Regions from separate parts of the Homo sapiens genome. Here region 2 is linked to region 1. The links are chromatin loops, found by intact Hi-C in ENCODE. Cell type or tissue: heart right ventricle. All regions are shown on one strand.

Evidence for each region. Hi-C counts contacts between places; a loop is a spot of excess contacts. Peaks named below come from ENCODE experiments on the same cell type or tissue, not always from the same donor. Only the 100,000 strongest peaks of a DNase experiment are listed, where the experiment ranks them.
Region 2: a loop joins it to region 1, with 2.2 times the contacts of the local background. A loop is called at or near these places in 5 of 110 quality-filtered maps.

Annotation. Positions count from the first base shown.
Region 1 is chr2:24,718,645-24,723,644 of GRCh38, forward strand. The region is part of intron 14 of NCOA1 (nuclear receptor coactivator 1); the gene reads left to right. Among named protein-coding and RNA genes, the nearest start is that of PTRHD1, 72 kb to the right of the region's middle. In heart right ventricle, no CTCF peak of the experiment used is centred here; a DNase peak (open chromatin) is centred at 3,017; H3K27ac peaks cover 1,887 bases.
Region 2 is chr2:24,418,813-24,423,812 of GRCh38, forward strand. The region is part of intron 2 of LOC105374329 (a long non-coding RNA gene); the gene reads left to right. Among named protein-coding and RNA genes, the nearest start is that of ITSN2, 61 kb to the left of the region's middle. In heart right ventricle, a CTCF peak has its summit at 3,012 (motif pointing right); a DNase peak (open chromatin) is centred at 3,029.

The DNA of each region.
Region 1 (5,000 bases):
AACATGGTGAAACTCCATCTCTACTAAAAAAAAATACAAAACTAGGCTAACATGGTGAAACCCCATCTCTACTAAAACTACAAAAAAAAAAAAAACAAATCAGCCGGGCGGCTACTCAGGAGGCTGAGGCAGGAGAATGGCCTGAACCCGGGAGGCAGAGCTGGCAGTGAGCCGAGATCGCGCCACTGCACCCCAGCCTGGGCGACAGAATGAGACTCTGTCTCAAAAAAAAAAAAAAGCCAGGTGTGGTGGCGGGCGCCTGTAATCACAGCTTCTAGGGAGGCTGAGGCACGAAAATCACTTGAACCTGGGAGGTGGAGGTTGCAGTTAGCCGAGATCGCACCATTGCATTCCAGCCTGTACTACAAAGTGAGACTCTGTCCCAAAAAAAAAAAAAAAAAAAAAAAAAAACCCCAAACCGGAACAAACTAAATGTCTGTCAACAAGTAAGTGGTGTATTCATAAAATGAAACACTGCTCAGCAATGAAAAGGAAGGAACTATAATACTATTACATAGGATGAATTACTCTTGGAAACATGCTAAGTGAAAAAAGCCATATATATTCAGATTTTTTTTAAGCTCTCAAACAGGCAAAACTAATCTGTAGTAATAGAAGTCTGATCATTGTTTGCCTGAGTTAGGAAGATTGATAGCCAAGGAACATGAAGGAAATTTTAGAGGTGATAGAAATATTCTGTTTTCTTGATTTGAGTGGAAAGTCCTGGGTTTATACCTTTCTCAAAATTTGTTGAACTGTACAAAATTTGTTGAACTTAAAATGGGTGCATTTTATTGTATGTAAATTATACATCAATGAAGTTTAGTTTAGAAATATCTGAGAGTAGAATGATTTCCAGCCAATAACTATCACATTTCTTGTAGTTGTAAAGATAGAATAAAGCATTTTCAGATATAAAAGACCTCAGATTTTATCTGCTTGATATATTCACCTTTTCTAGCAAAGGTCCTGGAAGATGTCCTTAAACAGGGGAAAACCAAAAGAGACAAAACCAAAAGAGACGGAGGAAGCAAAGGATCTGAAAGGAAGCCCAGGAATGACAGCTGATCCACAAGATTAGGGAACAACCAGTGCATATTGAACCGGGGGCCTGGCGAATCCTCTAGAAAGGAGGCCTCCAGAGAAGAAATGAATTGATCTCCTTGAGTTTATAGAAAATATTATTGATAGATTTATGTCAGAATGTTGAAACATCTGATAAATTCTAGAACCGCTGACAAATGAAAACATAAGAAAATTATTAACTCCAGAAAAAAGAAAGTATGGCACAAGAGAGGAGGTTCGAACAAAGTGCACAATTTGACTTAGCAGTGAGCAATATTTGCATAATCATAATCAAAATATTAGCTTTTGATTTTATAAAAAACTATGATCTCTGTTAGGGAATTGGGAACCAGGATGGTAGTAAGAGAGGTACATGTGGAAGAACTAAGACCTCATCTATAATGAGGGGAAGTCAGTAAATCTAAAATGGAGACATCAAGAAATAGCAATATATGCATATTTAGAAATAAATAGGCAATGCCAAAGAAAACAGTTTTCAGAGTTGCAGATGGTTGCCTCTATTGAGAAGGAGGTAACTAAGTGACTGGAAGGGGTGAGGCAAGAAACTGCTTTATTTATTATGGGCCTCTTGGTTCTGACTTATAAAATTATGTGTGTGTGTTAACTTGATAAAAACTAGAGTTAATAGAAATAGTATCTGCTAGCTTTGCAAGTTGTGAAAGTGGGGTGTTTTCTGTCATAGTCTGTATTGAGGCAAACAGCTTTTTTCTCCCTTGAGGCTTCCCCTCCGGAGTACAGCTCCATAAGTGAAAGTATGTAAATAGGCCAGAATCTGTTTCACCTCGTGCTAATATGTTCGCAAAGGCCAAGAGCATAGAGGGGAAGATACCAAGGTAGATATGGGGGAGGTCAGTAGATGCAGACAACCAGTCTACAATGTGTAGATATAGACAGGAAAGAAAAAAGAATTCAGAGACCATAAGGCTAAGGAAACAAGTTGGGTGTGAAAAAGGAAAAAAGAATTAAGGATTGCAGAAGGAAAAAGAAAGAAAAAAGATGGGAACAAAAATATGATAGCGTATAAAGAGAAGAAGAAAAGAATCACTTCTAATTCTCTGCCCCACTCTTACCTCTAAATTGTCCCATCACTACTGTCTACTAGAACCAGAGTCTATTATTGATTGGCCCACATCTTAAGTTTGTGCCCGCCCAGGAAAATCAAGCACCTTTCCTTACTTTAGTCTTCAATCTTAGCTGAACTGTGTCACGTACAAATATCTTGCATAGGATAGTTTAATTATCATCCTCCTTCACCACCTGAGATACACAGTTAGAAGTAATGGCTCTATCCCCCATGACACTTATCTTTTTCTCTTATACTTTTCTTTTCCTTGCCATTTTGCACTGTATTCTGAGAGAATCTCTGAGCTCAACTTTCCAGATCAAAACTAAATCTTCAGCTATGTCCATCCTGCCCTTCAGTCCATCTATTGAGATCATTTCATCATAGCTATAATTTTAAGATTTCTAAACATTCTTTTTCTTAGGAGTCTATTACTTTTTATGGATGCAATAGACTTTTTAATCTGTATGATGATATTTATTGTAATTTGGGGTTCACTCATTTTCTATACTAACTCTTTTTTCTTCAACATTACTTTCTTCATTAAAGTTGCTTTCTTTCTCCTGTTGACTTTTCTTGAATGTTTGGTAAATTTTGACTGTCTCTCCATATATATTGAAAAAGATCTAGAATTTTAAAATACTGGTAGCTAGTGTATTTCTTTAGCTAAAGTGAGAAGCCCTTTTCCCCTGGCAGTGAATGTAGATTCTGATTATAGAAGCCCTACTTCTCAGTTGTTGTGAGGAATAGGCCTTGGAGGTGGGGAAACCCCTTGTGGCAGCCCTAGCACCCCCTTTGGGAGATTCCCTGGGCAGAACTCCCATTTTGAGTCATATGCTCACAATTGTAATCCCATGGACAGGTGCCAGAGTCAGCTGCACTCAGAGCAATGGCCTGGCAGCAGCTGTTCAGCCATCCATAATTATCCAGCAATTGCCCATGGCCTGTTCCTTTATTTGCTCAAATGACCACTGAGCCTGGAGTTGTTCTGGTGTTCTGGGAAAATTCCTCTCTTTGGAAAATCTCTTTCTCCTGTTGCAAGTGTTTTAGTTTAGTTGAAGTTTCACAATCAGTTTGTTTCCATTTGTGTTTTGTCTTTCAGAAATTCTTCGTTGTTTTAGTCTTCTGCCATGAAAATTTCTTCTGCCTTTCCTTCGGCTGTAGATTTGTGTTCCCCTTTTTTCTTTCTTGAGTTATTTCAGTGGTGTTTTTGAAGAGAAAATAAAATATAAGTGATATATCTGCCACATTGAACCACAAGTCTCCTTGGGTTCGTTTACAAATGAGAAAACAAAGGTCCAGAGAAAAGGGAGACACATAAACACACACAGACAAAAACTTCCCCAAAGTAGTATTTGTAGAATAAACCAGGATTTAAATCTCAATCCACCTGGTTTCAAAACATGTTGTGTGTATGCACACACACACACCCAAGCAGTGTGGCCAAGTGATTTAAGTAATTTTGTTAGAAATGTTCTACCAGAGCACATCCAGGTAAATACTGCTTTTTCAATGGAGATAGCTTTTATGAGGGTACTGTTGATCAGAATGTGTACAGCATGCCTGTTTGTCAGTACCTTCAAAACCTTTGCTGTGTCCTTTTGACTATCTTCAAATCCCTATTGTTTGAGGGTAGATTTCACTTTTGAAAATTTCCAGTCATGTGGAACCAAATACGTTGATCTAAAAAGAATAATGCTGTTTTTTTTAAATCAAAAACTAAAAAGTGTACCTATGAGGAAACTTATTTTCTTGAAGGACCTGTGGACTGGTTGAGATAGTTCCTGAAGAATTCCAAAAATATTTAAGCATTGACATCACTGGAATAAGTGAATGACCGTGTGAGGCAGTTGTTTTTGTGTTCTGTGAACATAAACATTCTGGGATAATTTTTTTTTAATCTTATTAATTCACAGTAAATCAAAAATATTGTATAACTATAAAAATCACTATTTTCGTATGCAACATTTTCAGTACCTAAAAAGATCCATTTTTCAGCTTGGGCAACATGGTGAAAAATGGGCAACATGGGCAAAAAATACAAAAATTAGCCAGGCATGGTGGTATGCACCTGTAGTCCCAGCTACTTGGGGAGCTGAGACAGGAGGATCACTTGAACCCAAGGAGGTGGAGGTTGCAGTGAGCCGAGATCATGCCACTACACTCCAGCCTGGGCGACAGTGAGACCCTGTCTCCAAAAAAAAAAAAAAAAAAAAATCCTTTGAAGTTACATTTCATGGTTTTTGTATATTTGTTTATTTATTTTTAGTGATTAAGATATTCACGGTTCAACATTCAAAAAAGTTTTTAAAATATATAGTGAAAAATATCTTTCCTGGCAGTATCGTTTTTTCTGTACCTTCAAAAATTACGTACATAGACTTCCCTTTTTAAAATACAAATAGTGTCATACTATACACATTAGCTGTTCTGTATCTTAGTCACTTTTTCACTTAATGTTCTATGGATGTCATTCTGTATCAGTGCATAAAGAGCATCTTTATTCTTTTTTTATAGCTGTACAACTTCTTACAGTTGTACCAGAATTTACTTAACCAGTAGCCTGATAGGCATCTTTTGCTATCACAAAGCTGTAATGAATAATCTTATGTAGAGATAATTTACCACATGTGACGGTATATCTGAGATACAAGTTCTGAATAGAATTGCTGGGTCAAAAGATAGATATTGCCAAATAGTCCTTTCCAGCAGTTGTTTCAGCTTACACCCTAACTGATAATGTTTCCATTTCTGCATATCCTTGCCAATACATTGAATTATGTACTTTCTCATTTTTGCCCATCTGATGGTTTTATTCTTTTAGGTATCTCAATGTCATTTTAATCTATAT
Region 2 (5,000 bases), 300 kb before region 1:
AGGAAGGAGAGGAGAAGTGGCAAGACAAGAAAGTACTTACCGAGCTGGTCCACTCTCTGGGCTAAAGGGACACACACAGGTACAGACTCCTGATTTATAACAAGATTCCAATGAAATTTAGTGGGAAAAGATGTTATTTTCTTTTTTTTTTTTTTTAATTTAAGAGATTGGGCTCGGCCGGGCGCAGTGGCCAGGTGCAGTGGCTCACGCCTGTAATCCCAGCACTTTGGGAGGCCAAAGCAGGCAGATCACTTGAGATCAGGAGTTCAAGACCAGCCTGGCCAACATGGTGAAACCCCCGTCTCTACTAAAAATACAAAAATTAGCTGGGTGTGGTGGCATGCACCTATACTGCCAGCTACTTGGGAGGCTGAGACATGAGAATCACTTTAAGCCAGGAGGCAGGGGTTGCAGTGAGCTGAGATCATGCCGCTGCACTCCATCCTGGGTGACAGAACAAGACTGTCTCACAAAAAAAAAAAAAAACAGATAAATTTAAGAAATGGGTTTCTACTTTGTTGCCCAAGCTGGCTCTAAAGTCCTGGGCTCACATCCTCCTACATCAGCCTCTGAAGTGGCTGGGGCACACACAATACCATGCCTGGCTTAGGTGTTATTTTCAATAATGGTGCTAGGTTAACTGGCTACCCATATAGAAAAGAAATGGACCTTGACTCCTGCATCCCTCCATACATCAACATTAATTTGAAATGGATCATAAAAGTAAATGTGAAAGTGGGAGACTATTTTCATGACTTTGAGGTAAGCAACGACTTCTTAAATAGGGAGCACAAATTACCAAATATAAAATAGAATATTGATGTTGGACCTGATTAAAATTAAAAACTTCTTTGCATCAAAAGACATCATTTGAGTGAAAGGCAAGACACAGATGGGAATAAAATATTTGTATTTACATATCTGATGAAAGACTCCTGTCCAGAATATATAATGAACTCCATATCAGTAAGCAAGACAAACCAATAAAAACTGGGCTAAGACTTGAACTGGTACCTCACAATAAATAAACACATGAAAAGGTTCGAAGTGTCAGGGAAATGTAAGTGAAAAAACCAATGAGGTGCTGTTCCCAGAATGGCTAAAACTAAAAGGAAAACCAAATGGAGGCAAAGATATGGAGCATGTGTTCCTGATTTAAATTGGTACAGCCACGTTGGAAAACTTAATGGTGCCAAAGTGAAATATACATATACTCTATGACCTAAAAATTCCACTCCTTTGTATATTCCTAATGAAAATGAATGCTTATATTCACCAAAAGACATGCACAAGGATGTTCATTGCAGCTTTATTCATAACACAAACGGAAACAACTCGAAAATTCATGCATTAATATATTGTGGCATAGTCATATAATGGAATACCACACAATATTGAAAAAGAATGAACTACTGCTATCCACAACTATGTAGATGACTGTCACAGGCATAAGGTAAAGTGAAAGAACCTGGACATAGAAGAACATCTACTATATGTTTTCATTTATAGGACATTCAACAATAGGCAAAACTAATTTATGGTGGATGATAGAGATCAAAACAGCAATTACTTTTGACTGGAAGGGGGCAGGAAGGAGTCTTCTTGGATGCGGAGAATGTTCCATATCTGTAGCAGAGTGGTAGTTACATGGGTATGGTTACTTGAAAAAAAAAATCCATCAGACTGTACATCTAAGACTTTATGTAATTCTACCTCAAAGAAAACATTAGTGCCAGCTCATTTTTCATCTTCAGTTGCTTTGTCATTTTTTTCCTTGAACTCTTGTATCTCTGCTTTGAGTGCTTGTTATATAGAGATTATTTTTACTTTAGTTCCTAGAGTTTATGGAGATTTATGGTAGTCTCACAGTTTTACTTTTCTCAATTTCAGTTACCAGGGTCCAAAAATAGGTGCAATGCAGAGAGAGAAATCATATTCACATAACTTTCATTATATTACTTTATTTAATTTGTCCTATTTTATTAGTAGTTATTGTCATTAATTTCTTACTGTGCCTAATTTTTCATGATGATAATTATTTTTTGAGATGGGGTCTTATTCTGTCACCTAAGCTGGAGTGCAGAGGCTCCATGATGGCTTACTGCAGCCTCAACCTCCTGGGCTTAAGTGATTCTCCCATCTCAGCCTCCCAAGCAGCTTGGACTACACGCATGCACCACAATGCTGACTAATATTACTTTTTGTAGAGGCAAAGTTTTGCTATGTTTCCCAGGCTACTCTGGAACTCCTGAGCTTGAGTGATCCTCCTGCCTTAACCTCCCAAAGTGCTGGGATTACAGGTGTGAGCCACTGAGCCCAGCCTTACTGTGCCTAATTTAGAAATTAAACTTTATCAAATAGACATGCACATATAGGGGGCCAGGCACGGTGGCTCACACCTGTAATCCCAGCACTTTGGGAGGCTGAGGCGAGTGAATCACTTGAGCCCAGGTGTTTAAGACCAGCCTGACCAACACGGTGAAACCCCCTCTCTACTAAAAGTACAAATATTAGCCGGGCATGGTGGTGCATGCCTGTAGTCCCAGCTACTTGGGAGGATGAGGCAGGAGAATGGCTTGAACCCAGGAAGTGGAGGTTACAGTGAGCAGAGTTCACGCCACTGCACTCCAGCCTGGGCAACAAAGTGAGACTCTGCCTCAGGAAAAAAAAAAAAAAAAGCACATATAGGAAAAAAACATAGTATATAGGGTTTGGTACTAAATGTGGTTTTGGGCATCCACTGGGGGTCTTGGAACGTATCCTCTGTGGATAAGGGCAGGGGACTACTGTATTTGGTCATGATTTTCACCAGTTTTGAGGCAAGATGTTTCTGTATTCTTTACCTGCCAGTTGTTTCCCTATTGATTTCCTCCTTTCTCCTTCTTGTATTTTCCTAAAGATTTGTGTGCTGTTTCTCTTTTAGTTACTTCTCACCTTTGAATGAGGGCACTTTTCCTGCAGGGTTGACACACACTATTTCCAATGGGCAACATCCAAATTGTCTTCTCTCCAGGGGGCGCCATTGACGTGGAATACAACATGAATAGCGTCTCCTAGAGCCCCTGCCTCCTAGACAGCCTCTTTGCTATGGGAGGCACCAGAGCAGAGTGGCAAACCCCTACCTGAGTCCCCATGATCCCAGCAGGGATTCATATGTGTGCTTGTGTGAGCTGGTTTACCCTTTGCTCTTCTACAGAGAGAGGCTAGCATCTGCAGGGCTGCTTATGACTGATAGCTGTCCCTCCACGCTGTGTCATCACGGTGCCAAGAGTCTTTCCTCACCCTGGTGCCCCTGCCCCTTTGTGGTCTCAAATGGGGTCCAAGGGAGCCTCAATAACTGGCCTGCACAAAAGCTTGTTCTAAGCCAGATATTTTGGTTTTGCATCCCAGAGTATCCACTTGTGTTGGACAGTTTGAGTCCTGCCAGCTGTGCCTGCAATATGCAATCTCTAGCTATTGGTTTGGATCTCCTTCTTACCTTAATTGGATTATCACCATAGAAGACAGCCTTCCTTCACATATATTAAAGTTCCAGGTAAAAGCAGCTTAGTCATTTCATCAAGATAAAGTTTCTTCTTGTTGCTTTCAGGTGATTTAAAATATTTTGTTCTCACACACAATGCTGCAACTGTACATAACTCAGCTTCTATATATGCAAGTGTATCTGCAGAACAAATGCCTATAATTAGAATACTGGTTAAAAAGGTAAGTGCCTTTATAATTTAAATAAATACTACCAACATACCCTTCCAGACATTTTACCAATTTATATTCCCATTGGTAACCATGCCCATTTCCCCAGACCCTTGCCTCAGATAACAGAGATATAAGTGCACTTAACAGTATAAAGGAAAACCCTAAGACTGATACTATAATTAATTACGTTGGGTCAGATTCTTGGTTTCAACAATAAAGTTTATACTAACTAGCTTAGGCAGAAAGGGATTTATTAAGTAGCTCATATAAGCATTGGAAGGGCTGGAAGAACAGGCTCTCAGCTGAGCTTCCAGTAACAACTCTCAGAACCATAGTGTGGAACCGGCCTGGTGAGATGGCTGCTGCCATGGCCATATCCAGGACGATATTCCCTCTAAGCGAGCTGCTCCTCCAACTGCAGAAACACGTCCCCCTGCTGCACAGAACACTCTTCACTCAGAGAGCTGCGTGGCTCCCTCCCTGGGCCAATTTCCAGTAGGTATTCCTGCCCGAGTCTCAGCTCAGGCCCCACAGTTGGCTAGTCTCTTCTGCCTGAAGTCGATTCAGTTGGGTTTTTCAGACATTGCTGAGTCCAGCTTTGTGGGAGGCTCTGTGCCATACAGCTGGCCTGACCATTGCCCATGGGAAGCCAGCTCAAGGGGGAAAGCCTGAAGGCTTTGAGCACTTATCCCAAAGGTGAAGATGTAGCTCATCAAGGCACCTGGTATAAACAGCCTGATCTTCATGATTTTACCCTCACCGGGTCTTCCGAACCTCCCTCCTGTTTAAATGCCCCAAAGTCACTCACCTGTGAGGCAGTGACATGTGCCAGGCCGTATGCCAAATGCCAGACAGACAAAGATGAAACAGGGAAAGAGGAAAAAAAATCTCACTACCTCTCACCAGAGCAGGTGAAATGAAGCACATTGCCAAAGGTCAGATATTGGTTTAGAGCCAGAGAAAAAATAAGATGAAAAAAGCCAGTAAAATTTCTCCTATCTGGTTGGGAGAGTTGAGTGTGTGTGGCAGGGAAACCCTGGATCATGGAGGGAAATGTGATTGGAATCTGTGATCAGAGAGCAGGGTGCTGGGAGGCCCTGGGGGCTGTAGGAAATGAGTTCTGGGATATTGAGTTGAGCTCTTCAATACGGTACCCACTACCTATGTGCAGCTATTGGGCACTTGAAATGTAGCTGGTGCCGTATGTTGAAATGACAATATTTTAAATATATTAGGTTAAATAAAACACATTAATAAAATGCATTATTAACATTGATTTTATTTATTCTTTTTATACCTTTTTA